Regions from separate parts of the Homo sapiens genome. Here region 1 is linked to region 2. The links are chromatin loops, found by intact Hi-C in ENCODE. Cell type or tissue: sigmoid colon. All regions are shown on one strand. Each heading gives the region's core, and the rest is flanking DNA. Links, peaks and the distances in the headings are about the cores only. Region 1 has its middle 87 kb from the start of LINC01797. Region 2 holds the start of LINC01797 (long intergenic non-protein coding RNA 1797).

Region 1 (16,806 bases), core at 4,585-12,584, 88 kb after region 2:
ATGAAAATGCCTTTCCTCCAGTGTTGTGTGTTTGCATGTGTGTGCGTGCATACACAGATGTCTTACTCTTTGACAAGCCCTTTAACGAGTGTCAATCTTGGTATGTTTCCACCCAGGGGATTTTTCTGTCACTACTTTAGCATACATTTTTTATTATTGTTGGTTGAACACAACCTCTCCTTTTCAAATACCATTGCATGCTTGACAAGATTTGGAACCTTCTAGAAAAGGGGTTCCAGGCTCAGTGGCTCTGATCATGAACTAGCGACTAATTTGCCTGACTAGAGCATCCACCTGAGGCAAAGGGAAGAAAGTGGAGTGTGGCCAACTCAGGACCAGTCTAGTGGAGAGGCCGTTCGCACAGACCTTTGACCGGGACCCCTCAGGTGAAATGGCCTCCTCCAATCACCTTGATTAGCCTCCCCTGAATGATAGGCTTTGGGGAACCCAGCAGTCCTGAGGCACTGTTGTCACTGTGGAGAAACAAACTGCAATATCTGAACCACAGGCTCTCCCTGCAGCAATGCAAATCAAAAAGTATACGCATATTTTGAAACAAGACAAAGCCGTAGATTTTTAAAGCTCAGCATGGTGATAAATAAAAATGTGCAGCAAATCTGTCATTTGTGTGTGACATCTGAGGGGCAATTCATCAGGACTTGAGTTTACTTGAAAAGAAGATAATCATGAAAAATTGTCAATGTAACACTAATTGTGGGGGATATTAATCCTGTTCAAGTTGCTTTCTCCATTAGCACAATCGCTAAAATGCACCGTTTGGCCTCTGGAGTATTTATACTTTCCTTTCCCTAATTATGACTGTGGAGGCTGCTGAAGCATAATACCTGGGAAGTAAAAAGGATCTAGAGTGAAATGGAAAAAAAAAAACCCACGACAGAGATGAAAAATGCTATGTTGGAGCTTGCAACCCCTGGCTCAGCAAGGCCTTCCAGGTCATTCATCTTGCCTTTGATTTGTCTGCCTTTTCACTTCAAATAGGTTTACAGGTTTTTAGCTGAAACCAATTAAAGAGAGCCAATTGGCAGGGTTAGCACTTGTGGTGTTTATGGTGCGCATTGTATTGATTTATGCTGCTCAGCAGCTACAGTGAAAAGCAAACTATATGAAGAGGAGGGGAAACCTCAGACTGGGGAGGGATTACAGTGCATAGGATTAGTTCGAGGACAGTAATGAACAACGCCATAAAGAAAACTGCTGACTCTATAAGTTCAAGCAATAGGAGATTTTTTTTGTTAAGAAAGACAGACTAATGGCTATAATGTAGTGACAAGTAATTATGCAAGATGCTTAGTATCAATTGACGGTGCAGGGCCCTTTTATTTGAAGTAGCAGAAAAGGATGCAGGGAAAGAGAACACATTAGCTGGTTGTGTTGTGGCTTCTTTGGGCTTCACCTTCCGGGCAAAGACATAGTTGGGTGGGGCCTGAGGGAATGAGCTCCAGGAGAATAGAGTATGAAGTTACTGAGTGGTGAGACAAGGATGAATTTTTTTTTTTTTTGAGAGGAAGTCTGGCTCTGTCGCCCAGGCTGTAGTGTAGTGGCGCAATCTCGGCTGACTGCAAGCTCCGCCTCCCGGGTTCACGCCATTCTCCTGCCTCAGCCTTCCTAGTAGCTGGTACTACAGGCGCTCGCCACCACGCCAGGCTAATTTTTTGTATTTCTTAGTAGAGACGGGGTTTCACCGTGTCAGCCAAGATGGTCCCGATCTCCTGACCTCGTGATCCACCCGCCTCGGCCTCCCTAAGTGCTGGGATTACAGGCGTGAGCCACCGTGCCCAGCCAAGACAAGGATGACTTTTAAAAAGTCTTGCAATATTGGAAATAGCTGGTTGGTCACTTAAGCCTGGCTGGGTCAAAATATTGAGTGAGATATTGTGGAAAATGGGAAGCTTTGCAGGAAATACCCATGCAATGAAAGTGATAAAGAAAAACATTGGGTAACTTCTGAGGTCCTTTCCCGCCTTCTAGCTTTACAAGGCATAGAATATTCACTGTCATGTCCATAGTCTTGAAGAGTTGATGACTTATATGCTTAATGATGTAACATCATCTGAATTGGTAGGCGGTAGAGAGTGGGCAAAGTATTGGTATTTTTGAACATAAGACTAAAAGATTCTACTTTTGGGGTGGGAGGGTGAGGAAAACCATAACTTTTTTGTTTGTAATCCTCTATAGCGCAGGCTCATGAAATTGAGGAATCGCAATCGAAAACTCTTTTGACATGTCTTATAGATTCTTGGAGACAAAAGCTTTGATTATTGAAGAAAAAAACGTTTAAGCAAGTTAAATGACCAGTTTGGTTTGAAAAATAGCTCAGGCTGGATTGTCCTGTAAGACTTTTATGACTTAATGTTAAACTTCATAAAGACAGGTGAGCCAGGTGCAGCCTTGAATATTTGTAATAATAACAATAATAATTATGAGGTGTTAATATTCAGGCCTTGCCTTTGTTTAATAGCTTATCCTGGTTTTTAAAGTGCCATACATGCATCGACTCTTTGATTATCAAAAACATCCTGTGAGGTTATATAAGGTTAGCCATCATTATCACTATCTGAAAGATGAAGGAATAGCCTCAGGTAGCTTAAGTGATTTATTGTGGCAACTGATAAGGGGAAGGAGCAGAAAGGAATGAACAATTATTGAAGATTTATGACTCACCAGATCTTGGACTAGAATATGCATATATGTGTAAGGCCTCAAAACTACAATCGAGTCCCTTTTTTTAACAGGAGATGAAATTGGACTCGAACAGGGGGAGCAAACTGACCCCTCGTCAGTAACAAGCAAGAGAGGACAGTGGGTTTTGAACCCAGGTACCAAGCTCTGGCTACTCATCTATACTTTCTCTCTCTTGATCATAATGGCTATTCTGGTAAAAAGAAATTTCCCTGGTCCAGAACGTAAGGAGCTTAGAAGTTTTCACTCCATCCTAATAACAAGTAAAAAGCTGTACAAACAAAAAATCAACAACTCTTCTCAGATCCTTGCCCCCATAATTGGAGAGACAGGCAAATACACCTTACAGGAGGAGAAACCCAGATAGAAACAAGTGCTGGGGTGGGAAAACCTGAACTATAATTGACAAATTGCTGGAGGCTCAGTGTGGACAAGTTTAAGAGGTAAACATTTCAGGTGGATCCAGTTACTGGGGGAGCCCTCACAATTTTGTGAGTTCTATCTCTAAAAGCTCTATCAGGCAGGTTCTCACAGTGAGGATCAGAGAAAAATAATCCCCTTGGGCTTCCTGTACAGAGAGGGAAAAAGTGACCCTCTTGAAATATACCAGAGCATTCTGTTCTTAACGAGGCCTGCCCTCAGCAGAAGCTATTTCACCAGAGCCTCATCTATGCAGGTGTTATCAGAGCCTAACCGATCTGGGGAAAGGGAAATAGCTTCAGCCCATTCCAGCCTTCCACATGGACGAATAGGCAGAGACAGAGGACTTTTGGGGCAGTAAAAATACTCTGTATAGTACTATACAGTAATGTCATTATACATTTGTCCAAACCCACATAAAGTACACCAAGAGTGAACCCTAGTGTGAACTGTAGTCTTCGGATGATTATGATGTGTCAGTGTAGGGTCCTCAATTGTAGCAAATGTACCACTCTGGTGGTGGCTGTTGATGGTGGGTGAGGCTGTGCATATGTTGGGGGAGGGGGTACGTGGGAACTCGCTGTACTTACTGCTAAATTTTACTATGAACCTAAATAGATGAGGGTACTAGTAATAATTACTCCAGGAAAACAGGGATACCTTGAGTTGTCCAGGGCAAAACAGAGAGAATGGTCACTTTACTTATGGCTTCAAGATTTCCAAGGGGAGCTGAGTTGGGGTGTGTGTGCCTGTGGATGTGGATAGTGGATTAAATCCAGTTTGATAGTGACCTTAATTACTTTACCGTAAGCAGTGGGCTCCTCAAGGGTACCCGCCTTGCTTTTCCTGGCATAGAATGTCTCCACTCCATTCATGGAGTGAATGAATGGGCTAAAGGCTTAGGTACTTTTCTTCTATGTTTCTTCCATATCAGCTTCCTCTATTAGGGTTTCTGATTCCATCAGTGTGTTTTCTGTTTGTTCAGCATCCTTCACTCTGTCTTCGTGATATCATTCCTCTTAGACATGACATTCTCAATAACTATTATCTCTCACATTGGTTTTTCTTTCAGATATTTTTGCTTTTCTGTCTAAAGTCACACTATACCAGAATTTGTAGCAAATTTGTGTCCTGGGATTTGGAAGCTGGGTGGCTAGTACCAACCTGATGAAGTGTGGTAGAGAAAAGCTTCCAGATTAGTGTATTATGGAACACATACTTAATATGCATATTACAGGAGAAAACAAGTGGAGTTGATTTAGAGGACTACAGTGGAGTTGATAAAGAAAAAAATACATAAGATCTTGATAACACAAAATAATCTTTTAAACCAACAAAATGAACCAACAAAATACAGCAGATTCTCATTACAAGGGCTGGATATACATAATTTTAAGCCTGGATCAGGCTAAGCATAGGCAAATGTGTGGTATGACTAACTGAGAACCTGGATTGCAAGTTAGAAAATCTAAGTTCTAACCTTGGCTAAGAGGAGTGGCTGTGTGGCTTAACCTTCGAGGCTCAATTTTCTTCATCTGTGATGGGAAGGAATTCAGACCACATACTCTTTAGGGCCTCTTCTAGATTTAATAGTCCTTTTCATGATTTTTTGAAGGTACTTAAGCTTGAACACCCCAGAAGCAGAAGAGGCAGCTTACACTGTGGCTTGAATCCTAAGAGACATTGCTTGTAGGCCTGTACGACTCTATTCTCATAGTGTGGAAGTCTCAGACCTTCTGTGTCCTGCTCATGTATTTATTGGAAAGACCAGTTACCTTCAGAAACAGGGCTCAGAATGTCCCAGCTTGGAGAGATTTAGACCAACCACATAATTTCACAAGAAAGAAGCTAATGCTCAGAGAGAGAAACGTATCTAAATTCACATAGCCATGTCAGAGTGAAACATTTGCTAAACTCTCTGTCTCCTGACATTGCCAAGTCTTCTGACACTCTACCTCATTCATTCACTCACTTATTTGTTCAATACTTTCTGAGAGTCTACTATGCAGTCAACACCTTTTACACCTGTCAGGATTCAAAAATAAAGAAGACATAATCCCTATTTACAAACAAGATCTTTTAAGATGTATGTGTTGATAAAACTCATTGTTGTTATTTCTTTTGCAGTTGTTTTCATTCATCAGCTGCCTGCCTTAATATTACCACTGAAGAATTTTGTACGTTTGTTTTTCTGGTGTGGATGGCATGGCAGAATGGTAGATACTGCATGGATTAAGACATGCTAGGCTGCAGAAACAATAGCCCTCCATCCTCTACCCCCTGCCAAATAGAACAGCTTACAAAACAAGTGTATTATTTTCTAATTTTATGGGCAAACAGAAGCTTTGCTCCCTGCAGCTTTTCAAGGACCCAGACTGATGGAGGTTGTGCTATTTTTAATACAGACTTACAGGGTTACTTGTAGTACCAATATTTGGCCAAATGAAAGGAAGGAGAACAGATGATTTCTTGTCGTCATTTTATGGACCACAGCTTGCTATGGCACGGAACACTTTTGCTCACATTCTATTAGCTAGAACCTAGTCACATGACCACACATAAATGAAAGGTAGGCTGGAAAATAGAGTCTAGCTCAATGCCCAGAAAATTAAAAAAAAAAATTGGTTTTAGTGAACTGTCAGCAGTCTTTGCCACATTGCTGTATGCCTAAACCTCACCTTCTATTAAACCATTCTGTGAATTCCTGTTCAGATTTAGTTCCCTTGTGGAGGGTGATTTGTATCAATTTTTAAATGGGTGTATTCATCCCTATTGAAAGTTAACATACTTGCTTTTTTTTTTGCTAGATGTCTTTAGAATTCTGCAAATAAATGGTTCAATATTGCTGTTTAATAATCGAACACAGAACAAGAGCTGTAAAGTTTTATCTCTATGTCTTGCTTGATTTATTCCTCACCATGGACAACATACATCTTTTTAAAAATTTATTTTAGTTTGAGTTCTGGGATACATGTGGAGAATGTGCAGGTTTGTTACATAGGTATACAGGTGCCATGGTGGTTTGCTGCACCTATCAACCCATCATCTAGGTTTTAAGCCCTGCATGCGTTACGTATTTGTCCTAATGCTCTCCCTCCCCTTACCCTACCACCCCCGACAGGCCGCAGTGTGTGATGTTCCCCTCCCTGTTTCCATGTGTTCTCATTTTTCAACTCCCACTCATGAATGAGAACATGCGGTGGCTTCTAGCTTCATCTATGTCCCTGCAAAGGACATGAACTCATTCTTTTTTATGGTTGCATAGTATTGCTTGGTGTATATGTGCCACAGTTTTTTTTATCCAGTCTATCATTGATGGGCATTTGGATTGGTTCCAAGTCTTTGCTATTGTAAATAGTGTTGCAATAAACATATGGGTGCAAACATACATCATTATACAACATCTCACTTACATAATACTTTTATTAAAATAAGCAAAAAAACAAAAACATCAACAGCCACCACAAAAACCCCTGCCTTACCTTAGAGGTAGTTCTGAGGAGTTAAAGGAAGACAGTTTTTTAAAAATTTATTTTATATATTTTTAAACTTTTAAGTTCAGGGATACAAGTGCGGGTTTGTTACATAGGTAAGCTTATGTAATGGGGATTTGTTGTACAGATTATTTCATCACTCAGGCATTAAGCCTAGGACCCATGAGTTATTTTTCCTGATCCTCTCCCTCCCCGCAAACTCCACCCTCCAAAAGGTCCCAGTGTGTGTTGTTCCCTTCTATGTGTCCATGTGTTCTCATCACTTAGCTCCCATTTCTAAGTGACAGTATGCGGTATTTGATTTTCTGTTCCTGTGTTAGTTTGCTAAGGATAAGAGAGTTAATTACATATATTTTTAAAAACTGAATGAAAGATTACTGGAGAAATAACTTATGTTTCATGAGAGGAATACATTTATATAATTATGGAAATATGATTTTGCCTACCATTAACAAATCAACATTAGAAAATGTTTTAACCCCCCAGCATGCGACCTCATCACTAAATTTAAAATATGAAATTTGATCATGACATAGGTATGAGTACTAGACCAGATTATGATACCTTTTTAAAGAGGTACAAAGGGAATCCTGGACTGAGGGAGTCATTTGAGTATAATTTTAATTTAAAATGCCCCAGGAAACAGTAAGTATTCTTTGTCTAGATTTCTATATGGCTCATTTCTGCACTTTATTTTCTGCTCATATCTTTTTTTTTGGCAAGGCTTCTACAACTACCCTATCAAATATAGCCTCCCCCATTACTCTCTACTCACCTTACTAGCTTTATTTTTATTTTTATAGCACTTTTGCTAGCTTGCATTATATTATATATTCACTTGCTCGTTTGTTATTGTCTTTATTCATCACTAGAATATAAGCTCAAGGAGGGCAGAAACTTGATCTGTGTCCCCAGCAACCTTGAACAAACAGTACCTGAATTAGACTAGATGCCCAATAGACTTTGGTTAAATAAATGACTTGCTTGTTTCACATAGATGCAAGATTACTTAATGGCCACAATGGAGGCAATGGACATTGGTTATGACCCATAAGTGCTATTCTGGGTGGTTGCATGCCCAGAGCCATTGTAAACCTGTGCCAGTTAAGCTTTTGCCGCTGAAATGACTGCCCGAAACTTAGTGGCTCAAAGCAACAATATTTACTCAGCTTATGACTCTGTAGGTCTGCAGTTTTGGCTGGGATTTAAGCTGGGTGGTTCTTTTCACCTTGGCTAGGCTCACTCATGCGTCTGTCGTCAGGTTTGAGTCAGCTAGGTGGCTCTGCTTCCAGAGTTGGCTGACTGTCACCTGTGGTGATGGGGCTGACTAAGCCATGTGTCTCTCATCATGTAGCAAGCCAGACCAAGCTCCACATTGCACATGCTCAGTATTTCAGAGTTAGAGCAGAAAGTGGAAAGCTTTTTGAGGCATATGTTCGAAACAGGTACAATGAACTTCTGATGCAATCTATTGGCTGGAGCATGCCATAATGGCAGCCTAGATTCAAGTGATAGAGAAATAGATTTCACCTTTAAAAGGATGGAGCAGCAAAGTCTGATTTTAAGAAAATGAATCTGGGCAATGGGAGAGTTTGTGGCCACTTTTGAAATCTATCACCAAGCCTTTATTGTTTTGCCCTGAAGGACCTCCTGATCCTGTACAGATTCCTTTTCTACTAAAACATGATAAAATCAAGGCAACTAAATGTAGAAAGCTCAAATGCATATCTAGGAGCAACATCCTCATCTGCATAAAAAGGCCTTTTCTGTGAGGGAGGACTGATTGTTCGCCATCTAATAGCCATTTCGTTTTCCTTCTCCCCCACAATATTAATTATATTCTACTCTGCATGCATCTCTGCTCAGCTATCTACCTTACCTCTCAATAAAAAGAGATAGCGTTTCAAAATAAATAGCCTGATACACTGTAAAGATGCTGCAGGTACTTAGAAACAATATTTTCTAAATATTTATAAGCTATATTTCAAAATCTGTTACATTCAGTGAATTATGTAAATAAATATCAGACCTGCAAGTCACCATCCCACAGCTCCAGTGCAGCAAGTCCAATTACTCATCTATAAACAGACAAGTCATCATTTAAACTCTGTCCTCTGACTTAGAGCTCTGTCTTTGGATTCTATCCAGCTAAACAAATCTAAAGTGTGAAACTTGTTTTTTCTTACTAAAAGAAATAAGAAGAATGTATTTATTATGAGGGAGAATGACAGTGTTTATTTTATTTGCTTTTGAATTGCTTTAAGACATAAGAAAAATCCTCTGTGTAAACTGGTTCCAATCTCAATTGGAATAGGGTAAAGGGACATGCGGGTGGGAACAGGAGGTGAGAAAAGGAAAGAGGAAACAGAGAGCACATTTGCAGAGAGCTTGAGCTTAATTTTCTTGAAATGCTCCAGGCTTGCAGAGCTGCAGGCTGGAAAGACAGGTCAGCCAGATGTCAACACTTAGGTCACAGTTCTGGAACAATGTTCTGATTCCCTTACATGGTTGCAGGATATGAGGATGAGAGGGAAGCAGGAAAACCCCCAAGTAATTCACATTATGTGTCCTTGTAGACCATCCACACTCTCTGCCCTCTCTCTGTCCTGGCAATGCTCATCTCCCAAGAGACCAGATCCAGATCTAGGAAGAGAGGTAAGAAGTCTGCACTAAAAGCCTGGACATAGTAAAGTTCATAGATGGAGTTTAGGCACTAGGCTATGAAGGTTTTGGGAAGAAAATGTTCAGTGTGCTATGGGATTTTGTAGGACTTCCATGGAATCTTTAAAGGTAGGGAGCAGATGAATCTAGAAAAAGTACCTCCAGCAAGATGAGCAAAATCGAAAAGCTAGAAATGCATGTCAGGTACTTATGGTTCTTGAGAAGGTGACACTGAATGCAGAGGGAAGTTGGTCTGCAGGCAGAGAGGTTTGTGTTGGGGAGTGGTGAGGGCTTTGAAGACAGAGGCTAGGTGGGGAGCTTGGGATTTATTCTAGTGGTAATGGGAATCCACTGAGGACTTTTATACCAATATCTAAAAATGAGCACGTGAGATGTGGACAGGAGAGTTATGTGACACCTTCTAGCAAGATTGAAAGTCCAAGATCCAAGCTCCCTATTCCCAGTAATGTATCTTAGCAAAGGTACATGGAACAAAGCGTGGCCTATTGACCATCTATAACCCACCAGAATGATGAAGAATTTCTGTGTCAATGGTAGATACTGACTAACAAATGCAAGAAACTGAGTCAATCTCTATAATTCTCCATCTCTCTCTCTCTCTGAGGTTATTATATTCAAGGGACAGTCATAGGATTACACGCTCTAGGAGTGATGGTTAATTTTAAGGCTTTTTGTCAGTGAGTGCAGAGAATGATCCTTCTGGAAACTCACAGTGCTTGAAAACTTGAAACCATCTCTTTTTAGTTTCTCCACTCCTCCCAATGTTTGCTGCTGGTATTGTACTATAAATCTTTACAGGCAAATTCTTTAAACAAACAAATAAATGAACAAATAAACAAGTCTCGTGAGCTAATAAAATATCCCCTCCATCATTCCTCACAACAGCCTCTTTTCTGTCAATATGGTTTTCATTTATTCAGATCAATCCTTTCTGATTACTTATATTGGTTCTCTCTTTTCCAACTATTCTCAGGCAGATTGCTGTCTGGCAAGGGCCACTACTGAGTTTTTATGTTTACTTTATTGATCTTAGGAGATCAACCCATCTGTTTCCACTGTCCTCCAAGCAGATACAGTTTCTCAGTGAAAGATAGTATTTTTTATTTCACAGAGGTGTAAAAACCCCCTTTAGCTCATTTCTCAAATTTTACTAGTTATAAAAATCTTCGAAAAGTTAATAACTTTCCATATTATGCAATCATAATCATTTGTTGCAGAAAAAATCAAATCACAGGTTTTGATTTTTATTCTCCTCAATAGAGGAGAATAAAATCAAAGAGAATTCGAATTTACAGAGGTAATGATCGGTAATATGTGGATGTATGGCATCTACTATTTTGTTCTATGCACACACACACACACACACACACACACACAAACATTCCTATACTCAGATTTTGATCTAGGAATCAAAGAGATATAAAAATTGTTTTATTTTCCTAAGCATTTTTAGACAAAATTTGATTTGCAGTCACTATTACTCAAGATGTAGGAAAATATATGACATTGCTGTGTTATTTATATAGAGTCCTTTATGAGCAACTTAAAATATCAGTATTTTCCTGGTTTATTCAAGCTTGGCAACACTTAGAGCTTCTTCACCAAATTTAATACTTTTTTAAAAAAAATCAAGGTCATAATAAGTATTACTGGAGAAGGAAAAGAAAACAGACCAGCTGATAATTATTGTGGAGCCAGCTACTAAAAAGGGTTAGGGATCTTTTAATAAGTCTGTTAGCATTTGCACCACTGTCTCCTCGCACACCAATTTGAGATTTTACAGCCTCCACATAAATATTTTTAAAGATCCAAATTGGTTCTTTGAGATGTGAATGACAGAACTTGTTCCCTTTGCTTAAAAAAGGTAGTCCCATTGTTTAGAAGCAGTCAAATGCTTTAGCCTTAAAGATACAGTTTATCCAAAGAAAAGGGATTGTAATCAATGCAACATACAATCTTGTTGAATACATTCTCCTCAGCAAGAACTTAGGAGTTATTAAAGCACCTCTCCAGAAAGAGAAATGACTTAAAATGCCTTTAATCCATTGTGTTATTTTCCCCAAAGGTTTATTATGAGTAGAAGATACCTTCAGAGTCAAAAAAGAAAACACTTTGGAAATTAATACAACCTAGGAAAAAATCTAGTAGCTGTAATTAGTCTATACTATCAACAAACATACAACAAAATATCCATATGAGGGTGGAACACATTTTTGTCTGAACTTAGTTCTGATTCAATATAGTTTTTTTTCTTAAGTCACAATAATGTAACTTAAAAAGTTTCTAGTAATATTTATTGTATGTAGCCTAGAAGATGAAAAGAATGTAACTATTATTCTTGGTTTGTTTTTAGGTTATTTACTTAGGGCTAAGCACCTCATTTTTCTTGTATACAAAAAGTAATTATGCAGTCAAAAGAAATATAGCTCATATACTTCAAAACATATGAAAAATGTAAAACTTTATTACACACATTAATTTCTAACAAAGGACATCTCTAGCATCAGTATAACTGGGACAAGCCAGATAACTGATGTATCTATTCAGATGTTTCTCCCAAATGAGTTTTATAAAGGCAAACAAACAAATAAACAATTTCTTCTTTTATGTCTGTCTCTCTTTTATAAATTTTCACTTCCCAACACAGGCAATAGTTTTGGGAATTTGTGTGTATGTGTGTGTGTCTGTGTGTGCGTGTGTGTGTATCTGTGTGTGTGTGTGTGCGTGCACACATGTACATTAATATATTCTGTTTGTTAGTCTTGCTAGTCCCTCATTTCTCATTTCTTATGTTGTAAAGCAAAGATTTGAAAACCTGCAAATTATGAACTAAATACGTTGATGGTTTTTCCAACTTGGATCTTGCCCATCCTGACCTAATGGAAATGTCAGCATATTCTTGGAAAGCCACGGTTAGTGTGAGTGAGCCAGGCCTGTTCTGGTTGCCCTCATTCTTTCACTCCCCGAGCAGTGGCTCCTGGATAACAAGGTCTGGATTCTTGCCACTGTAGGCAGGAAGATTTGTGGCTTGACTTCGGTTGTCTCGGGGGTCATGGCCGATGCACTGGGGGCATCATGCTGCACAATATGGTATGCAGCTCATGTAAAAGTAAGGGGTGGGTGGCTCTCGCCCCGTACACACTAAATAATAACTGGAGAAACCTTTTGATCAATAAAAGATAAAGAAATAAAAGCAACACAGCAAACCTTACCTTACATAAGGGAATAGAACATAAGATTTTAAACTGTCAAGCCAGAAGCAGTTCATGGAATCCCCTCATCCTGGCTAAATATGCAAGAATTATCTGATATTTGAAGCTATTTATTTTTGAATATAAGTAAGAAAGAAGTTTGTGAGAGAAAGTTTAAGTGTGTGTGTGTGTGTGTGTGTGTGTATGTGCTTGAGGGTTGGTGAAGCCTCAGGGAGTGGCTTAGAGTCATGAGAAATATCACAAGGAAAAGGAATAAATAGTTCCTTTCAGGATAAGGGAATATAAAGTTTTTCAGCAATAAGAAGCTTTGCACTCATCGAGTTCCAGCAATATGATATTTTGAACATCTAAATAAGATAAAATCTGTAGGCTACCTTGATGAGTAACTGATTTAATGATACAATGATTTAATTTCACAAACGAGATTATTTTGAAGAAAACAACTGATACAGAAGTCAAACATTACTGAAATATAATATGATTTCCCCCCTTTTATACCTTCTTTGTTTCCTTCTGCAGTAGTGGTAGTAAGGGAAAAATCTTCAGAGAGCGTTAGCTATGAATGGTTTTTAAGAATTTTCTGAATGCAATTTTTAGGAGGACCAATTAGACTCTGGATGGAATGTCAATACTCCAACCTTAGCTTGCCAGAGAAGAAATAACAAGCTTGAATTTGACGTCCTCCCTTTTGTTTTTTTCAGCTTCCCTTATATGATGTCCAGTGTGTTTCTGGGTGGTTGGACAGGAACTGATACAAAGAGATTCCTGAAGAAGTTGTCATTCAAATGCAAAAAAAAGTCACCTTGACATCTAAAAATTAAACTTGTAAGCTGTTAAATAAGAACAATTACTCTGTAGTTAATACAATTGCACTTAGACACATTCTTAGGTGATTTTTGATATCATAAAGGCATATATCTCTTTAAAGCAGTCAAGAATATCTTTAAGCCAGGTGTCTGTAGGCTCATGTCTGTAATCCCAGTGACTCAGGAGACTGAGGTGGAGGATTGCTTGAGCCCAGGTCTTGAGTTCAAGACCAGCCTGGGCAATATAGCAAAAAAAGAATTATATCTTTAAAAAGAGAGACCCTCAAGTTTGCCTAATTTTTTATTGTCAGATTATACACTATTTATGGAGATGAATCTAAGAAGTGTTAAGTTTCCCATGAAGCTTTCCAAGGTCTTTCACCCTCCATTGAGGGTCAATTTATGTATTAGATGTAGTGTCAAGAGCCTGCAATACTGTTAGGGGCTCATAAAATCAGAACAAAAGTGAATTTTTGTGTCAAAGAAAATGTTTTTGCATGTAGTAGTATATTCAACACTGTCATAGAATACAATTTAACATTTCTTCAGGGAAAAAGGGCCCATAAAGGTGAAAGTGCCTCTAGGGCTTGTGGAAGTCACGGTATGACCCTGTCTCCATTCACTTTCTTGCTCTCTAAGACCTGCTTCCCTGTTTGCACTTTTAAAATTCATAAGGCTCAATTTCTTTTTATTATTATTATTATTATTATTATTATTATTATACTTTAAGTTTTAGGTTACATGTGCACAATGTGCAGGTTAGTTACATATGTATACATGTGCCATGCTGGTGTGCCGCACCCATTAACTCGTCATTTAGCATTAGGTATATCTCCTAATGCTATCCCTCCCCACTCCCCCCACCCCACAACAGTCCCCAGAGTGTGATGTTCCCCTTCCTGTGTCCATGTGTTCTCATTGTTCAATTCCCATCTATGAGTGAGAACATGTGGTGTTTGGTTTATTTGTCCTTGCGATAGTTTACTGAGAATGGTGATTTCCAATTTCATCCATGTCCCTACAAAGGACATGAACTCATCATTTTTTATGGCTGCATAGTATTCCATGGTGTATATGTGCCACATTTTCTTAATCCAGTCTATCATTGTTGGACATTTGGCTTGGTTCCAAGTCTTTGCTATTGTGAATAGTGCCGCAATAAACATACGTGTGCATGTGTCTTTATAGCGGCATGATTTATAGTCCTTTGGGTATATACCCAGTAATGGGATGGCTGGGTCAAATGGTGTTTCTAGTTCTAGATCCCTGAGGAATCACCACACTGACTTCCACCATGGTTGAACTAGTTTACAGTCCCACCAACAGTGTAAAAGTGTTCCTATTTCTCCACATCCTCTCCAGCACCTGTTGTTTCCTGACTTTTTAATGATTGCCATTCTAACTGGTGTGAGATGGTATCTCACTGTGGTTTGATTTGCATTTCTCTGATGGCCAGTGATGATGAGCATTTTTTCATGTATCTTTTGGCTGCATAAATGTCTTCTTTTGAGAAGTGTCTGTTCATATTCTTTGCCCACTTTTTGATGGGGTTGTTTGTTTTTTTCTAGTAAATTTGTTTGAGTTCATTGTAGATTCTGGATATTAGCCCTTTGTCAGATGAGTAGGTTGCAATTAGGCAGGAGAAGGAAATAAAGGGTATTCAATTAGGAAAAGAGGAAGTCAAATTGTCTCTGTTTGCAGACGACATGATTGTATATCTAGAAAACCCCATTGTCTCAGCCCAAAATCTCCTTAAGCTGATAAGCAACTTCAGCAAAGTCTCAGGATAAAAAATCAATGTACAAAAATCACAAGCATTCCTATACACCAATAACAGACAAGCAGAGAGCCAAATCATGAGTGAACTCCCATTCACAATTGCTTCAAAGAGAATAAAATACTTAGGAATCCAACTTACAAGGGATGTGAAGGACCTCTTCAAGGAGAACTACAAACTACTGCTCAATGAAATAAAAGAGGATACAAAGAAATGGAAGAACATTCCATGCTCATGGGTAGGAAGAATCAATATCGTGAAAATGGCCATACTGCCCAAGGTCATTTATAGATTCAATGCCATCCCCATCAAGCTACCAATGACTTTCTTCACAGAATTGGAAAAAACTACTTCAAAGTTCATATGGAACCAAAAAAGAGCCCGCATCGCCAAGTCAATCCTAAGCCAAAAGAACGAAGCTGGAGGCATCACGCTGCCTGACTTCAAACTATACTAAAAGGCTACAGTAACCAAAACAGCATGGTACTGGTACCAAAACAGAGATATAGATCAATGGAACACAACAGAGCCCTCAGAAATAATGCCACATATCTACAACTATCTGATCTTTGACAAACCTGAGAAAAACAAACAATGGGGAAAGGATTCCCTATTTAATAAATGGTGCTGGGGAAACTGGCTAGCCATATGTAGAAAGCTGAAACTGGATCCCTTCCTTACACCTTATACAAAAATTAATTCAAGATGGATTAAAGACTTACATGTTAGACCTAAAACCATAAAAACCCTAGAAGAAAACCTAGGCATTACCATTCAGGACATAGGCATGGGCAAGGACTTCATGTCTAAAACACCAAAAGCAATGGCAACAAAAGCCAAAATTGACAAATGGGATCTAATTAAACTAAAGAGCTTCTGCACAGCAAAAGAAACTACCATCAGAGTGAACAGGCAACCTACAAAATGGGAGAAAATTTTCACAATCTACTTATCTGACAAAGGGCTAATATTAAGGTTCAATTTCTTAATCTGCCAAATAAGAGTGTTATGTCATAAGGCTATTCTGAAGATTAAATAAAAGCAAACCCAAGAGCATTTTGTAAACTGTAAAAAAACTTTCACAAGTGATATCCTGTTTGTGATCATTATTGTCTGTCTAGTCATGGGAGCCAGAAATCTGGGATTAAATTTAAATCCTGTCTCTCCATCTCTTCTTCCAAATGGCTGCCAGCTCCTCTGATTTCCACCTCTGAAACCCACTTTTTCTCTTCCTTTCCCATTGTTATGACACTTTCTCCCTCTTTTTAAACCTTTTTTATTGTGGAGAATTTAGACATAGAAGAAGATAAAAGTCTACCAAATCTTATGTACCCATTACTGAACCCCCAAAATCCATGTTGCTCTATTCACATCCCTAACCAGTTTTGAGACAAATCTCAGGCATCATGTAATTGCATCCATACATACTTCAGTATGTTTCAGTACAAGATAAAAACTTTAAAAAAAAATCACTGCAATACTATTATAACCCCTGAAAAATAGCAATAACTCTTTAATTCACTAAATATGTAGTCAGGGTTCATTTACAATTGTCTTACAAATGTCATAAATTTTTTAAAATACTTTTTATCTGTCAGACTCCAAATAAGATTCTAACATTGCGATTTGTTGGTCCGTTGGTCCGTAGCTCCCTCTCAATCTCTTTTTTATTTCTCTGCCATTTATTTATTTATTAATCTTTTACCTGTGCTGTT
Region 2 (16,806 bases), core at 5,041-13,040:
CTTAACATTGCTGAGCCTTATTTAGAGCACCAAAGGAGGCGTGTGCAGTTTTCTTTGACACTGATGGGTATTTCAAAATGTTACAGAGAGAGGGGGGAAAAAAAAGAAAGAAAAGATTTGCTGCCAGTCACTTCATCAATAGAGCTACAGAAGCAATTACTATTTGTTAAAAGTTTACATTTCAAATGAAGCTAAATTTTAAAGAAGTCTCATCCTTTTAGAAGGACTGGTGCTTGGAAGAGAGAGGAAGAGAATGCACATTAGTGATTACATGTTAAAGTGCACTCAAGTACTGGAACCATTTAAAATGTATTGTGTTTTTAGTTGAAACCTGCAGCAAAACCACTCCTAAGAGGCTTAATTTAGGTTTTATAGGAGGAACATAAAAAAGACCAGGTTACAGCAACATGCTGAAATATGGGGTACATTTTAAATATCTTCATTTAAAAACGTATGTTTATTTCCCCTCCTGGGATCACTAACGTGTGTCTCCACAGAGAAAGCAAGGACATGCATTCTTAAAAATTATCTGTTAAAGGGATCACATTCCAAGACAGGTTTGAGCATTTTTATTACTACAGATAACCTCTTAATTGTGTCACTGCCTTCCACTTGTTAATCAGGGACATTCAACATAGTTAACCATGCAGTGGTTGTCTTTAGAAGAATACATTATCATTAAGGATTAGAAACACATTTTATTCCTATAATCATATTGCATGTATGGTTTTAGCACTGCTAAAACCCTATTTACCTGCTTTAAATACATAACACCTAAGAAAGGATTGAGATGCCTATAACAATGTTGTTCACTACTTCAAACTATGCAGTCCATGAAAAGCTTTAAGAGACAGATAATTTTACTTTTCTTGTCCCCCTCCTCCACCTCCCCCATGTCCCACGCAATTCCTATTTGAATTGATTTTAGGTTTCTTGTGTAGCCACCAGCATCTGAGATACTCAGGTACTCTTTCAGAGACCAAGGTGTAAGTGTGAAGTAAATAAAATCATGTTTCACTGTTGCTTTATCAACCCTCCTAGGTAGTTTTTCTGCCAGCCAACCTGCGCTGTTAAGACCCATAAAATTATGCAATAGTGACTTCTTTGGAGGTTCTCTAATCAGATAATGGCTGGTGTTGGGAGGCAAGGGCCCAAGGCAATGTTGCTGGTACTTAACACTGTGGTTGGTCATTACTTGTCTAGTAGAGACCAATAAACAGCTGATTACTGTCCTATATGGAGCCAATATTTTACATTTATCCTAGTTATTTTTTCCTTTTCTTTTTAAGTTCTTATAACAGGAAGTATTTGTCAAGAAGATATATGAGTAATAGCCTCCCAGGCACCTTAAAAATAAGAATTTTCCTACCATGAAATGATGCCTTTTGTGGAAAGGTGGGAATGATTCTGGTTTTTACAAGAGCAAAGGTTTGATTCGTTTCAAGCCCACTTCTTTCAGACAGGGACACTCCACGACACCATCCCTGCTGCTCCTTGTCCCTTTCCCCCTCTATGACAGGTTCACAGGCTGCAACCAAGGGATTTTAAAATGCAAAGGTTTACATTCATATTTGCACTCTGGCAATAACAGGCCCATTTTGCTTCCTCTGTAAGCCTGTGATAATTGATGCTTCATACCTGGAACTATGTTTCATTTATCTCTTTACTCATGAAGATAGTATATAAATAAAAGGTAATGTATGGAAAGGAACCAACCATCTGAAATAATAGTCCTAAATCCAACTAGATAATCTTTTAAAGCTGTAAGAGTCAGAGATGGAGATTTCTAAACTTTCAAAGAAAACTTGATTGCAAATGAGAAACCTGTGCATTTTTGAATGCTTATTGAATTTGAATGTCTGTGTGGGCCAAAAAGAATCAGAGGGACAAATGGAAGGCAGGAAAGAAAAGGTGTAAATTTTAGATGTGTTTTAAATTAATGTATTTAATGACATATTAGACTCATTACAATTTTATTGACTTTCCCTTTACATTTGAATGTAATTTTTTACTAGCCGATGCAAGCTGCAAAATGGCGAGTCTTCTAAGGTGCCTTTCCTTCCCTGGGATCCTCATCTTAGAATGAGCAGAGGCACATCGATAAGAACTGGACCTTGATTTCACAACCTCATACAAAGCCAGGCAATTCTTGAGCCAAACAAAGGGGGTGTAAGCTATTTCATTTATTTTGATAATCCTCCTCTTGCACGGGAGCATTTTGCTGTCTTTGTCAAAGTGAATGACAACAATTTGGCCAACTCTCTCTGAGCTGCACTCAACAGTGACAGGCAAATTATCAGAGGCCCTGCACTTCTTATTATCAGAGGAGAAGCCATCAGGGGGACGCATGGAGGATACCTCTCCCTTGTCACTATTTGTCAGTGGGACAAGGGCCACTGCTATGGGTAGCTGACAGGTAATTTCAACAATAACAATTACTCCTATTACTGGTGTCATAAACAATTCGCCCAAGGCATGACAATAGCAAAGCTTTATAATTCAATGCCATATAAATAAATGCCAGCAGGTAACAAGTAATTTAGCTCCAATCAAGCTTTCACCCCGGCATTAATATTGTTATTGCAAGAAAATGGAAAATTGAAAAAATTCAATATGTTAATGAATTAAGAGAGGTTCAAGGGCTAGACAAGACGAGTTGGAAAAAGGAAACAAAAATTATTGTGGTATCATATTTGGTGCCATCCTGGAGGCCAAACATCAGTATAATTACTTTAAGACAAGAAGGGGAACTGGAGTGCCTTAGATCTCAGAGCAGGGAAAAATGTGACATGAGCTTTCAAAAAATCCACCTAACTCCAATTTCTGAAGAATATAAGGAGAAATATGAGAGTGTATATATATAATGTAGCATTTCACTGGCTTTCTTTTTCTACCTGAAATATTTCATATGAAGCAGAAGCATGAGTATCAAAGAAACGTTTCCATCTGTTTAAGAAAATTGTATCAGCACCTGCTTCCTTTACATTAAGTCTCATAATGAAACTATTTTAATAATCCTTTTTTTTTTAATCTGGGGTGAAGGTAAAGCTGAAAGTCATCTTTGCTCTCCAGCTGTCCACCTTTTGGAAGTGGACTAGAGGATACAGTGTTATCTTCATACGTAAAACTTCCTGATCAAGCCAATTTGCAATTTTAGTATTTGTCCAGCAAGACAATGTGCCATCATGGTGACAGCAGTAAAAGAATTTGAAAATCTCTAATTAGGAGAGCTGCACACCAATTAACGCATGTCAAATTTCACTTCATCAAGTGCCACTCTAATTTTCCCTCTAAAAATTAATGGATTTTTTTTCTTTTGGTATGTGTGTGTGTCCCCTTAAGGCAATGTTGATTCAAATCTGCTCGAGATGCAGTGTTGCACAGCTAAGCATCTTCTTGATTACAATCCGCCACACTTCTAACTGCGCTCATTCGCACTGCCACGGATACTTTGTCAACAGTCAAATTACACCACGCTGATAACAATGCATAATGGTGTTCCTCCTCCAGTCCCCTGTCAGGAGAGGGGCTTCATAAAAATGTGATGTTTTCTTCTCAACTGTATCTAAAGGAAGTTTGTATGACCAGGTCCCCAGTCAGGTGTTGATTTTTAAAATTAGTTTGTTAATTTCAAAAAAAAAAAAAAAAAGAAGAAGAAGAAGAAGAAGCAAACTGATGGCATATAAAAAGTCCTCATTGAAAAAAAAATCAGCAAAGAATGAGGAATGGAGAATATCTATGGCCAAAGTTTTGCTTAAACACTTTGTTCTGAGACATTTTCAAGAGCACTATTCTTGGTTAAATACCAGATTTTTTTTTTCTTTACTTATGGTCTATAAACATTGGAAGCCTCTCTTGAACAGACTGTATTTAGATTGTGCTAGAAGTTTGTTTAACTGCCATATTTGCCAGAATCCTCAAAACATCACAGGACATAGAAGACAAATGACTTTGTGTGTTGCGGGGAGGGGGGTGGGGGGGAGTGCGTAAGGGGGTCAGGACTGTATATTCCAGATAAATGTTGATTCACTTTTAACTATTTTTTATCCTAGTTGCTTGTTGCAGATTGGTGTGTCTGAGGCATCAGCACGCGTGGTAATATTTCTCACTGAAAAATGAAAGAAAGAAATGTAGTGATTAGAAGATGATTTTACATTTAGTCTTTTTAGAGATTATTTAGATTTCTTATTTTTCAAAAACAATCAGAACCAGAACAAAAACAAGGAAATTAAACAAAATTTTAAATATATTCTCTCATAGATTCTTCAGGGAGTAGAGAACATTCACACGGGTTGACATCCCAGTTTTCTCAGCATGTAAGCATATTGTAATCCTATTTATTCACTAAAAATTTAAATTCATGAGATCTACACTTTATTTTCTTTAATCTGCAGGCCGAATACAGCTTCTTATTCACTGATGACTAACTCAAAATTTTAAAACGATATTTTTAGGTTTGTATTTCCGAATATTAAAAGTGTCTTCCTTATCTTATGGCCCCACCCCAGCATGTTCTTAAGTGGTCTATTTCAAACAAAAGAAAATGACATCCCCCTTTCAACTAGCCAAACATTAGATTCTCTCAGAACTGATTGGGGGTTCACTAGAAGTTTTGCAATTAGATTCATACAAATTGAATTATTTTCTTTTTTTCCAAACATCGTTCTTAGAACTTTATAAATATAGCAATACTGGCTTCACAGTTTCATGTGGCTCGTTTACAAATAAAGGTATTTTAATAAAACCAAGTTCTGTGTACCTTTGAAAAACAAAAAGCTGGAACAATCTCACATTAAAACATTACAAAAGGATTGTAAAGGGAAATTTAAAGGGAGAAAACTTGATCATATAATGCAATCCAGCAGTAATCAATTTTACCTTCAATATCTTGCTTTTGTTTTCAAAATGCTAAATAAACAATACATAATGCATCCCTCATCAGCCAAACCATGGAGGCTCTGTGCTCAAATAACAGGAAACATATTCAATTTTCCTAACAGAAGACAGTTCATTAAGCTGTGCCACATCAAATAAAACTTTAATTTCTCCAGCATCAGAGTCGCAATGAAAGCAATTGAAGAAGATGAGCCATATGGTACTTCTATCAGCAAACACATATTGCTCATTCCCCCAAAGTTTTCTAATTCTGCTCCCCAGACCTGTGTAATATAGATAATGTGCTCCGAGAGCAGCAACCATGAGCTATCTAGTGTACACTTCCAATACTGTATTTAATGGGAAATAATGAATCATAAAAGCCTAGAGAAGACGGCTTTTGCTAACCTAAATCTCAGCTGTAATTTCATTGTTCTGTGCCTAAGATGCTGTTTGCCCTTTCCAAACAACAGCAGTTGAACATAATTATGCTGCTTCGAAGCTGGGTTTGAAAAAGCATCCCTAATATAACCAACTTTCTATTAACTCCTGAAATTCTGAATTTAATGATGCACTGATACAGGCATTGAGATAACCAAGCATGTGTCATTTAAAAATCCAAACAGCATTTTTCTCCTTCTTCTCTTTGGTCAGACTGCTCAATGCTTTTACGCTTCCTCCTCCGCCCCCTGCTTGCGTCCATCCCCCACCCCACACCCCACCCCATGCAACAGGAGTGGCATGATTAAAAATGATGAGATTTTCTTGTTATTAGCAAATTTGACATTTGCCTGATGAAATGCACATAAAATGTGAAAGCTACACAGTACTCAGAAGAATGTCTCCACTCCAATCCTAGCTACCAAGATGAAATAATTTAGGTAAAGGAAATGTAAAGGTCCTTGTACATCTCTTGCTGCAGAATGCTAGGGTTGCGTTATAAATGAAAGAACCAAATATTGCTGAGCTTTTAGAGTGATAGTATTTTGACACATGTGAAGCACATAGTGTTTCTTCTCTCACCTTAGCTGCTTTGACAATTTACTTAAACATAATACACATGCTCAAAAGCAGCAATTTACATGTCGTGAGCCCAGCCTTTCTCTGGTTTGAGATCTTGGGGCTGGGGCTTTGTTCATTTTTAGGAAAAAATGTTGCTTTTTCCTCTAACTAGGTCAATAATTCCAGCTTTTCCATTTTTAAAGCTTATCAAATCATTATTTTACCAACATGATGCTAATTTAGAACATCATCAGATAACACCGTGGATACATATTGAAAACATATTTTAATGGTTTTGTTTGTTTTGGCATCATATGAACCAAGAACAATTAAATTAAAAAGAGACTTTTAAAAGTTAGAGATTGCCTTTTTAAAGCTTATTAAAATCAGCATGTTAACATGCCTGTCTCTGAATTAGCTCTCACACTTGATTGCCATCATTAAAACGAGTTGTTCGGGTGCTGCTCAAAGCCGATTCTTACTAGTTATTAACTTGAAATCTCTTTCCATTGAAATGTAAAAAAAAAAAAAAAAATCATTCTCACTAGTGGAAGAAACAGTCACCAAAACATGAACTAGCACAGCAAGCCAGCAACATTAAACCACGAAAAGACCAACAGGTAAAATAACTACAGTAACATCTAAAACACACTCAGGGAAAAAAAAAAATCACAACAACAACAAAGAAGCAGTTCATTGATTATATTTCATGAATGCCTTAAAACAAATGTTTAAACAGTTTTCTGAAACAGTGCAGAAAACCTCTGCATGCTCCACTGGGTTGCAATGACAATGGTCTATTGCAATGTAAAACACGCTGGAGGATAAAAAGGTGCTTTTTGTTACCATTTTATCAAAGCTGTTCATCTTCGAGCTGCAGGCAGCATTTTGCTGGAATTGCAGATATTTCTCTGTCCAGGCTTCTTTGTTTGTGCATCTCATTTGCATATATTTATCTCCAGCTGAGGGTGCGTTCTGCTCATTAAGGCCTCCCTTCACATTATTTCATAAGCCAGCTGCTGAGAGGGATTTCACCTGTGGTGACTGAGAAAAGAGGGGTGAAAAACTAAATTCTTCATAAAAAGGAAATCTTCAGAGTCTCTTCCCCTATAAATGGGCACCATTTGTGTTAAACAGCCTCTTGTCATGATAGATGCCTCCAGAGGTCAGGGGTTAAAGTTGATTTGAAGGTCAGCAGTAAAACAACAGACAAACCAGACGCCAAACTGGTTCCTTAGCTGTCGGTGGGAGCTGTGGTACAACCAGGTCTTGAACCTTTTTCAACCTCTAATAAAACAGGGGATGAATCTGAAGTGGATCAACCAGGCCCCTGAGGAAGCAGCACAGAAAAACACAAATAATATCAATATCAGGCAGCCACAGGGAAACAATGGGGCATTTCTCCGTGCTACATGCATGCTGCTATTGTTTCAAGGGCTGGGGAATTAATTCCACTTATTTATTTAAGGCGTGTCAACTCACTGCCTAAACCTGTTTCAGTGTCAAGATGGATAAAACTTTTATGGCTCATAAAATAGAGCCATTCATCTCAATGTTCTTTGTGGTGGGTTTTCTTTTCTTTTCTTTTCTTTTCTTTTTTCTTTTTTTTTTTTCTGGCATACTGAGCTAGACCTCTGCTCTGAAACGGTTACATCTGAACCCATTGCTGCTATGATCCACACCATTTAAAAAAAAAAAAATTATTTCACTGGCAAATGGATCTCAACAGAAATGACACAGGGAAGCATTTTAGCTACGATGTAATAGCTCCAAAAATTCTTCTAAACAGTCTGCATGCAGTTGCATCTGTTTTGAGCATGCATTATTTACAAAGCAGAAGTTTTACTATTTTAGAGGAAAAGTTCAAAAGAGATAGCAGTAAAGATATTAGTTTTCTAGAATACTATGTCACATATTTCATTTTACTTTAGAAATGCAACCTTGTTAGGATAGCTCTTTCCCATTCATCATTTTTTGCCCAAGTTTCCACTGTTCCGTAGTCAGCTTATACTGATGTAATAATCAAATGCCTTCTTTAACTTGACTGCTCAGAATTTTATGTTTAATTTTCTGCATAAAATAGCACACATAAATGGAAAAGAAAATGCATTTATATGCTTTTTGTATTATACATTTTTTAAAAGTTCAGTTATAGAATTAATTTTACTTTTGATTTTCTGACAAATGACTTTAATAATAATATAAATAAACAGGTTAACATTTCTAAAGTGCCACACACAATGTGAAGCACATGTATTTTCTCATGCAATTATTAATTCAATCTAAGTCACACAGGTCCACTTAGAATGGACTGTAATAACACTCTTTATTATCCACAACATATTTTAGTTGAAACAAAATGTTCCAGTCACACAATATCATCACCGTAGTAGATCATTATAGCTTTAACAGATGACATCATGGGAACACAGTTGCTTTATATTGAAATGAGTAAAAAGAAGCAATTTGATGATATTTCACAAATTTTCTAATCACAGCCTCAGCCATGTATATTACACGTTTTTGCTCCATTGTAATGTAAATTGATTTGTGGAGGATTCACTTACTGTCTTATCCTAGTTGCTTTGTTTTTGAGTTCTCTATTGAATATTGTAGACTTTACATATGATGCTAGATTATTTCTGATGTAGTCAGTTGGTAGGTAAGGGTTTTCCCACATGAACTCAAGTTTTTCCAGTAAGTAGATCATTTGAGAATGGCTCCAAATAAAAGTGGTGCTTTCACATTTTGCTGGTACACAAACATATGGCCCTGAGGAAGACGGATTCATTTTGGGGTGCTAAGCACTGCTCAAGATGTAAGTGCTTTTTATTTCCCATTTGAACTGGTGCATGCACCTTACAGATGGACCAGTTGCTTTACATACTGGTGGCCCATTTACAAAGCAGCCCTGTTTGAAAACAGATGCTTTCAAGTGGGTCACCAGGCTCTAAGAAAAATATTTAAACCCTTAATTATTGGCTTTTGGTCGTCTATGGCAATGTGTTCTCATTTAAACATAGAGCAGGGGATTTTTCTTCTATAACCAATTACAGTTTAAAAAATGCAACGAATCTTGCTTCACACAAGGAGCTTAACTTGTGGTTGGAGAAATTTTCCAACTTATTAAATGTTGTTTATATCCTCATTTTTGTCTTCCCAAAGCATTTTATAACTCCCTCTGTAACTGACTTATCAATTTTCTTTCTGACCTTTCATATTAAATTTAACCACACCCCCACCCCCAAACCCAGAGCCTCCAAGCAACTAGCCTAGAGCAAAAATATACAATTTACTCTCTCCATATCTCCACCGACGTCTTTCGTTTTTCTTGTACTCTAATCTAATCGGTAATTCGTAAGCTTTGGCCAAATAGTTAAAAATGTTAAGTGCTAGCAAAGCCTTTTACCTCCCCCTCAGATCTGTCTCTGTTTATGGAATGGGTCCCAGTTTCCTCCTCTTCTCCTTCAGCCTGGGGTCTTCAGGTCAGAACACAGTAAATACACACAGCCCTTGCTGGACCCATAAATCTGAGCAAAGGGCAGGCCTATATATTCAGATAAGCAGGGGCAGAGATAGGGGCTTGAAAGGAGGGAGAACTAGCGGAGTCTGAGGCTCTGCAGCCCTGTTCAGAGAACTGAACTCAAAAGACCAAGAATCCTTAGTGCAGAAGGAGGAATTTTGCCTTGAAACATCTCCCCTTATTTCTAATGGATGAGATTGGCACTGCTTCCTCTTCGTTTATTTTATTTTTTCCACGTTGCTTATATTCACATCCTTACCAAATGTATTATCTTAAAGGCAATCAAGTTAAACAATAAATTTAATTTATTTCCAATGTCTTTTTTTCTTAAGTGTGTTTGTGTTTTGACCTGTGTGTGTGTGTGTATATCAGTGATATGAACTGAAGTCATTTTACTAGAAAGTCTTCTCTACTGTAATTTTTCAGTCCCAAAGTTTTTGACTGTATAACTGTATTCTTACTGACCACATTGAATCCCCAAGAAAAATACCTCTAAAGGAGGAATGACAAAGTGACAAATAAATGCTTACATATCCTTCAGTCTTCCAGGCTTCTATTTTATTCCTGGGTTCAAATATTTTCTGTTGGATTTTCACTTCTTGAAATTTTCAGTGACTCCTGGAAGACCACCCTTCTTGGGGGATGTACCCATTGTGACCACAGATAATGTCACCATGGAAAATCCTGGGCAAGATGACCATGGCTGAGAAGGTCCTTTCTATCACACTTGACAGAATCACTGCCTGATTCTTCTTTAGATGCAATGAGTCACACCACAGATTCGTCTGGGTCATTTCAGACTCCAGGAAAATGTGTCACTCGATTTGTTTCCGAGCAATGTTTTGTATTTTATTGTATACATGTATATCTAATTGTAATCTGATTTCTCTAGGTTATTCTTTTTGGCTAATAGAGAATAGATTTTTAAAAAATGCTAATTCATGTTCCTCAAAAGGGGCTTCTTTTTTTCTTTTCCTCGGTTGAAAAGTTAGTGATAATTCCAGGTAATTAAGAACATTTTATGGAAAAAAATTGCCAAGAAAGTAATTGGGCTGGGAGCCCAGTGTGTTACACCTACACTAGAGCCTCATTTTTGACAAATCTCTGAAATGATAACAATAATGATAATAATCATTATGTATCGTTTATCAAGCACTTACTTTTGGTAAGCAATGTACTAGGAACTTAAGATATATATTAATTTTTGTCTTTACAAGTGGTAAGTGATGTACTACTCTATAGTCTCAATCTTATAAATGAAAAAAACCCTCCGATTTGAAAAGTAAAGAAACTTAATCCAGAACACACATGGAAGCCCAGAATTTGAAAGTGGTTTTGGCTGCAGAGGGCTGTCTTCTGAGCTGCCTCTCCATAGCCTCAGGTTCTGCATCTTCAGGATGAGTGTCTTGGGTGGGAGGGTGTCTATGTAGTGGTGATCTTCCATGGCCAGTTGATTTTCTCCCGCCCCTACTCTCCTGAGCCTAGCCTTGGCATTTTCAATAGCTCTCTGGCATCTGGGCCTGTCTCTCAAAGACCTTCTGGACCACATGTCTGAAACGGAACTCACTGATTCTCTAGCTGCCATGTCTCTACTCTGTGATCCATGTGATGTTTAATGGGAGGGAGTACCCTCGATTCTGTAGTCCGAACTTAAGGCTCTCTAACTACCTACCTTTTTTCACCTGTCATGATTATTATCCAACCTGGCAGAGAAGTGACCTGTGCAGGAGGCATTACAGTCTGACCACCTGGGTTTGAACCCTGACTTCCCTGTTTACCAGCTGTGCAGTGCTGGACAAGTTACTTTACTCCTCTGCGCCTTGATTTTTTTTCATCTGTAAAATGGAGTCTAAAATATTATTTATTTTATAAGGTTGTCTAGTTCAGATTGTTGGTAATGTTTGACAGAACTATTAAAATAGCCTTCAGGCTGCTGTTTCTGCAGTGAGGCTCCTCCTTCCATAATCCAGCCCCTCTGGATTACAGAATAAAATAAATAATAAACATGATAATTTCCTGCTTAAAAATCTTTAAGACTCCCTATTGCCCTCAGGTCGAACTATTGAATCAGGAAAAGGCTTTCATTATTTTCCTCCAACTGCCCTTTCCAGAGTCATTTTCCACCATGACCCTCTAAGCAATTTCCACTCTAGCAGCAAAAAATTATACATATGATGTTCTTTTATTTCTCCAGACTTTTGACTGTGCTGTGCTCTCTCTATCAGGAATGCCCTTCCTTTCAATTTCCATGTAGCAAAAGTACATTTATCTTGCATGGCTCAGTTCAAAAGACACTTTTTTTTTAAAGGCAGCATAAATTGAGACAGTCACTTCTAGAATGCATTCCTCTGTTTTAGAACCTAGTATGTTGATAACAATCATATGCATGGTAATTATTTGTCTACCACTAGGCTGTGGACTGCTGTGGGGAGGGACTATGTTTTTTTAAACTTAATATCTTTTGTTCTAGGGCCTCACATGTAGTGGGAGCCTCCCAAATTTAGATTAATATATAAAATATCTTTCCTCACTCCTAAAAATGACTTAGAGCAAATGTGAATCAAATGACTGTAATGTTGTTAACTAGTTGAATTAACTCCTGTTAGCTTAAGATAATAAAGGCAGTGAACTTGTAACAAAATTAAATTAAAAACTGAAGTGCAATTATAGTGTTCTTACTGTCTCCAAGATAAAACCATGATACATTTTTTTCCTAGCACACGTTACATTTTTTCTGACATCATAAGAAAATCTGAGAACAGAAATCCTTTCAAGCATTTCGTTTGATAGAGAACATCTATATTCCATACAGCATTCCATTAGGAAAGGAGCCTGCTTTTCTCTTATCTGTCCTTACTCTAAACGTAATATCTTATGGGAGACAGTATATTAGCGGTTAAGATCATAAGCTCTGGATCTGGAATGTCTGGGTTTAAATGCTGGTGCTGCCATTTATAAGATGTGTAATGGCTGGAAACAGTTTTCTTGGGACCTGCTATCTCATCTGTAAAATGGGTACCATAGTAACATTCAGTGTAGTGAGTGGTTATGAGGATCAAATGAGTTAATGCATCTAGCACTTAGATGAGAGTTCATGTATCTTGCACTTAGATGAGAGCCTGGCTTATACTAGGTGCTCTAAAAATGTGTCTTCTTATTTGGTTGGTGTTTATAAGAGAGGCACCTGAAATCCTGATAGAAAGGTGAGGAGGATTTCATCATCAGGGAACAGTGGAAAGAGATGGAGAAGTCTTGAGAGCTTGTGAGAATGTCCATTCACCTGTGCAAGGACCAGTTTATCTATTTCAGATATAATTCCAACACTTCCATGATTCAGTGCTTCATTTCATCATTTTACACATGGAATTACGTGTAGGAACGAACCCAAGTGTAAACTTAGCCATCAGGAAAGTTAGCTCCAGAACTATCTTGCCTGAGTTTGAATCCCAGCTCCATGACATGCTGGCTGTCTCACCCTGGGCAAGTGTTTTCATTTATTAAAGATTAAATTTTTTCATCTGGCAAATGAGGAAAAAAAGAGTAATTTTTGCCTTTTACCTGTGGTGAGAATTAAATGAAAAACCATCACTCAACATGCTTATCACAGTGCCTGTCGTATAGTAAGTGCTTAATGTGTTGACTACTATTTTCATGTTGCAAATATTATTGAATATTTTTACCACATGGTGTGGTTTTTTCAAGTAGTTATTGAAGAGAGTAAAAACATTTATTTATGTAGACTTAAAAATGTAAGGTGAGCACCTCTATACTCACCATCCCAGGTTATAAAATGAAAGGTTGCCACTTTCTTAGAAGTCTCTGCAGGCCTTTCTGGGCACATTCCCATCTCTCTCTCCAGCGCGTTACTGTTCTCCTGGCCTTTGAATCATCGTATACTTGCTTTACTTTATAATTTTAGTTCTTATAAATGTACCACTAAACAGTATGTTATTTGGTTTTGTCTTTTATGAATATTATAGTAATGTAATTGATATATATTTTATATTCTGTGTTTTGCACTCAGCAGATGCAGCTGGATTGATGCATGCACTGTAGTTCATTCAGTGTCATGCTGAATAGTATTTTATGATATCAACATCCTACAATTTACTTTGCTATTATTTTTTCTATTGATGGACATCTGGACTGTTATTTATTTATTGCTATCACAAAGCCTGCTATATAGAACATTCTTGTACATGTGCCCCTATAGGAGACTTTCTATATATACACCCCGGTGTCTATATAAAGACTTTCTTTAGGAAGTTAGACCTAGGAGTGGAGTTACTCACTTGTAAGATGTGGGAATATTCAAATTTACTTGGTAATGGTAAACTCTTTTCTAAGTGGCAGCACATGAAGGAGTTTTCAGCAGAAGATTATTAGGTACATATTTCAGATCCTCATAAAAATTATATATGTGGTAGTTAGTCTCCAAGATTCCACAGTTTCAACATAAAATCCAAATCATCCACTTCTCTTGGTGTTCATACCCTTGTGTGGTCCCCTCCCACATTATGCCAAGGCTGGTCTGTGTGACCAGTATAATTCAGGAAGAGTGATGGTATTGTTGCTTCTGTTTTGGACATCTTTCTTCTTGTCTCTTTTGCATCTCTCACTCTGGGGGACACAGCTTCCCTGTTGGAAGCAATTCTATGGAGAGGCCCATGAGGTGAGGAGCAGAGGCCTCCAGCAAACAGCCAGTGAGGAGCTGTGGCATGCCACCAGCCATGTGACTGAGCATAGGAGCCAATTTCTAGCTCCTTGGATCTTGAGATGACTGCAATTTGAGAGCTTGACTATAATCTCATGAAAGATCCTGAACCAGAATTGCCCTGCTAAGCTGCACCTGGTCATGAGTCCCCCCCGCCCCCCCCCCCCACACACAAATGTGAGATTATAAGTATTTGTTGTCTTGAGCTAAGCTTTGAGGTAATTTTTTATGCAGCAAAGATAACTAATACATATTCTATTAAAAAGGTGAAAAATTCCAAGTTCCCTTAAGGAATATGTGAAATAAAGCAGGATATTAAAACAAATAGATTTGAAAATGGATAACATTAAAAGTTGATGCACCTGTAATTCTAGGTGCTATTAAGTTAGTTAGCCATGTAAAAAAAAACCCATAGAGATGGGAGACCAAGGATAATTTGTGATTCATAACCTGTAACAACGCATGTCAAGCGTGTTCACGTTTTTTTAGTTGATCTTGATTTATCATTATTAGAGTCCTTTAGATGTCTTTATAAGTTATTCTTGATGCAAAAACATTCATTATAACATAATAGCAAAAAAGAAGCCATTTAGTTATACAGAAATAAGAGAAAAGTTAAATATGTCATATATCTACTAAAGAGAATATTATAAAGTCATGACAAATATATACATATTTTTTAAGTGACATATTCCAAGCATAATGTTAAGTGACAACAGCGGGATATGCTATACAAACAGTATAAAACCAACTATTCAGTGACTTAAGGGTGAAAATGGCATCTCTTAGTTGTGAGATTATGTGGGAATTTGTTTTCTTCATTAAACTTCTGGACTTTCAAAGTCTAATAAACATACGTTAAGACTACTATTGTTAGAAAAAAGTGTATTTAGCATTGAAGAAATTACTTTTAATTCATTTTTAGTAATACAAAGAAATGCGGACAGCAAACTTTGCCTTCAGATTGGGCAGAAAATCCCTATCAAATATATATCAACAATGAGCATCTGGAAAGGTTCCGGTTGCTATTTCGAGTTGGCTTCCTTTCAAATTATCTTGATCTTTGGATCTAATCATAGTCCTCTATCTTGTTATAATTGCTGGTCCTTTTGATTTCTCTTACAGAAGTGAAGATATATTCTAAGAAGTGTATCCTTAGATGATTTCGTGGTTGTGTAAACATTATAGCATGTATTTACACCAACCTAAATATTATAGTATAGCCTACTACACACCTAGGCTGTGGTGGTCTAGCCTTTTGCTTCTAGGCTACAAACCCATACAGTATGTTACTATTCTGAATACTGTAGGCAATTGGAACACAATGGTAAGAATTTGTATATTTAAACATAAATGTATAAGAATTGGTACATCCAAACATGCAAAAGGAAATATTTTATGATAATATCTTATTATGGCTTCAATGTCACTAGGCCATAGAGAGGAATTTTTCAGCTCTATTATACTCTTATGGGACCACCATCATATACGTAATCCACTGTTGGTGGAAATGTCATTGGAAGGCATGACTTTTTTATTCATCGTTTTGTGGACTTCAGAGCTATTGGAGAATCAGAGGGTAAATTCACAGAATACTCTAAATTTAAATGTGACTAAAGTTTATATTCTTCAGTTTCTGCTCATGAAGTTGAGAAGAATAAGATAAATGCGATTTCACGGAGGCATTGTGGAGGCAAGGGTTGCCTAATACCTTTTTATATCAGAAAGGATTTTTATCTAAGGCAGCCAATGCTGGCATAATTGAAGAAGGAATTTAAGTTGAATAGGAGCTGGAGTCATTGCCTGCACAGTGACACTTCATGGCATAATAAGTATAGAAATTTTTGATATTAGTTTAAAAAGAAAAATTCTCAAAACTTAGTGTTTGAATAGACTGAAAGTGTTCTTTTTTTGTTTTAAAAATGCTCTTTATAACCATATTTTTGCCCATTAAATTAAGCTTGGAAAAGACCTTAAAATAGAGTATTTAATTTGGAAGAATTAAGCAAAGTTCCATCACGCAGGAACTGCTTCAACATGTTGGTGTATTTCTTCTGATATTTATATTTCCTTTCTGCATTTCCATTACACCCTGTACTTTTAGCTTGCATGCTTTGTTATTACTGAATATTTCCTTCTAGACTGTCAGTTCCCTGAGGACAGAGGCTATGCCTTTCTGGCTTATCATCTTTTCCTCACCTTAGAGTTTAGTAGGTGCTTAATAAAAACATGTTGAATGAGTAACTTGGTTGGACAATTACACGGAAAAGAGGAAATCCATGAGTAGAAAAATAAGTGAAAGTAAAGCTCTATGCCAGTTGAGACTATTGGCAATTTGAAGTGTCAGTGTCCTTCTGTTCTTGGTCCCAGGTGCCATCAAAGGTAGGTGGAACCAAGGCCAGGTACCAGGTGCCACCTGAGTGCTCCAGGGCCAGTGCCAAGTGGAAGTTCTGGGAAGGTTTCTGTGAGGGTGCTCAGTCAGTGCCAAGGAAAGAGATCACACCTGGGTTTCTGAACTCCAAAAGGGCAAAGCAGAAGAAGGAGCTTTGGGTTTAGCAGGAAAATATCATGGCTTTTGGCTTTATTTGAAACCTCGAACACTGAATCATATTTGCTTCTCAAAGCAGTGAGCTATTTTGTTTTATCATGTACAAAATACTGATCTCAGGTATTTCAAGCAATAGGAAAACAT

The links. Hi-C counts contacts between places; a loop is a spot of excess contacts. Peaks named below come from ENCODE experiments on the same cell type or tissue, not always from the same donor. Only the 100,000 strongest peaks of a DNase experiment are listed, where the experiment ranks them.
Region 1: a loop joins it to region 2, with 3 times the contacts of the local background. A loop is called at or near these places in 2 of 110 quality-filtered maps.

What each region holds. Positions count from the first base shown.
Region 1 is chr2:66,782,036-66,798,841 of GRCh38, forward strand. No RefSeq gene overlaps it. Among named protein-coding and RNA genes, the nearest start is that of LINC01797, 87 kb to the left of the region's middle. In sigmoid colon, for the core only: no CTCF peak of the experiment used is centred there; DNase peaks (open chromatin) are centred at 7,916, 9,046 and 12,306; H3K27ac peaks cover 172 bases.
Region 2 is chr2:66,693,188-66,709,993 of GRCh38, forward strand. LINC01797 (long intergenic non-protein coding RNA 1797) reads right to left here and starts at 10,040. Exons shown (of 3, transcript NR_110265.1): 1 at 9,931-10,040; 2 at 6,724-6,921; 3 at 3,843-4,108. It overlaps LINC01798 (long intergenic non-protein coding RNA 1798), which reads left to right. Exons shown (of 6, transcript NR_110156.1): 6 at 2,016-2,401. In sigmoid colon, for the core only: no CTCF peak of the experiment used is centred there; no DNase peak of the experiment used is centred there; H3K4me3 peaks cover 461 bases.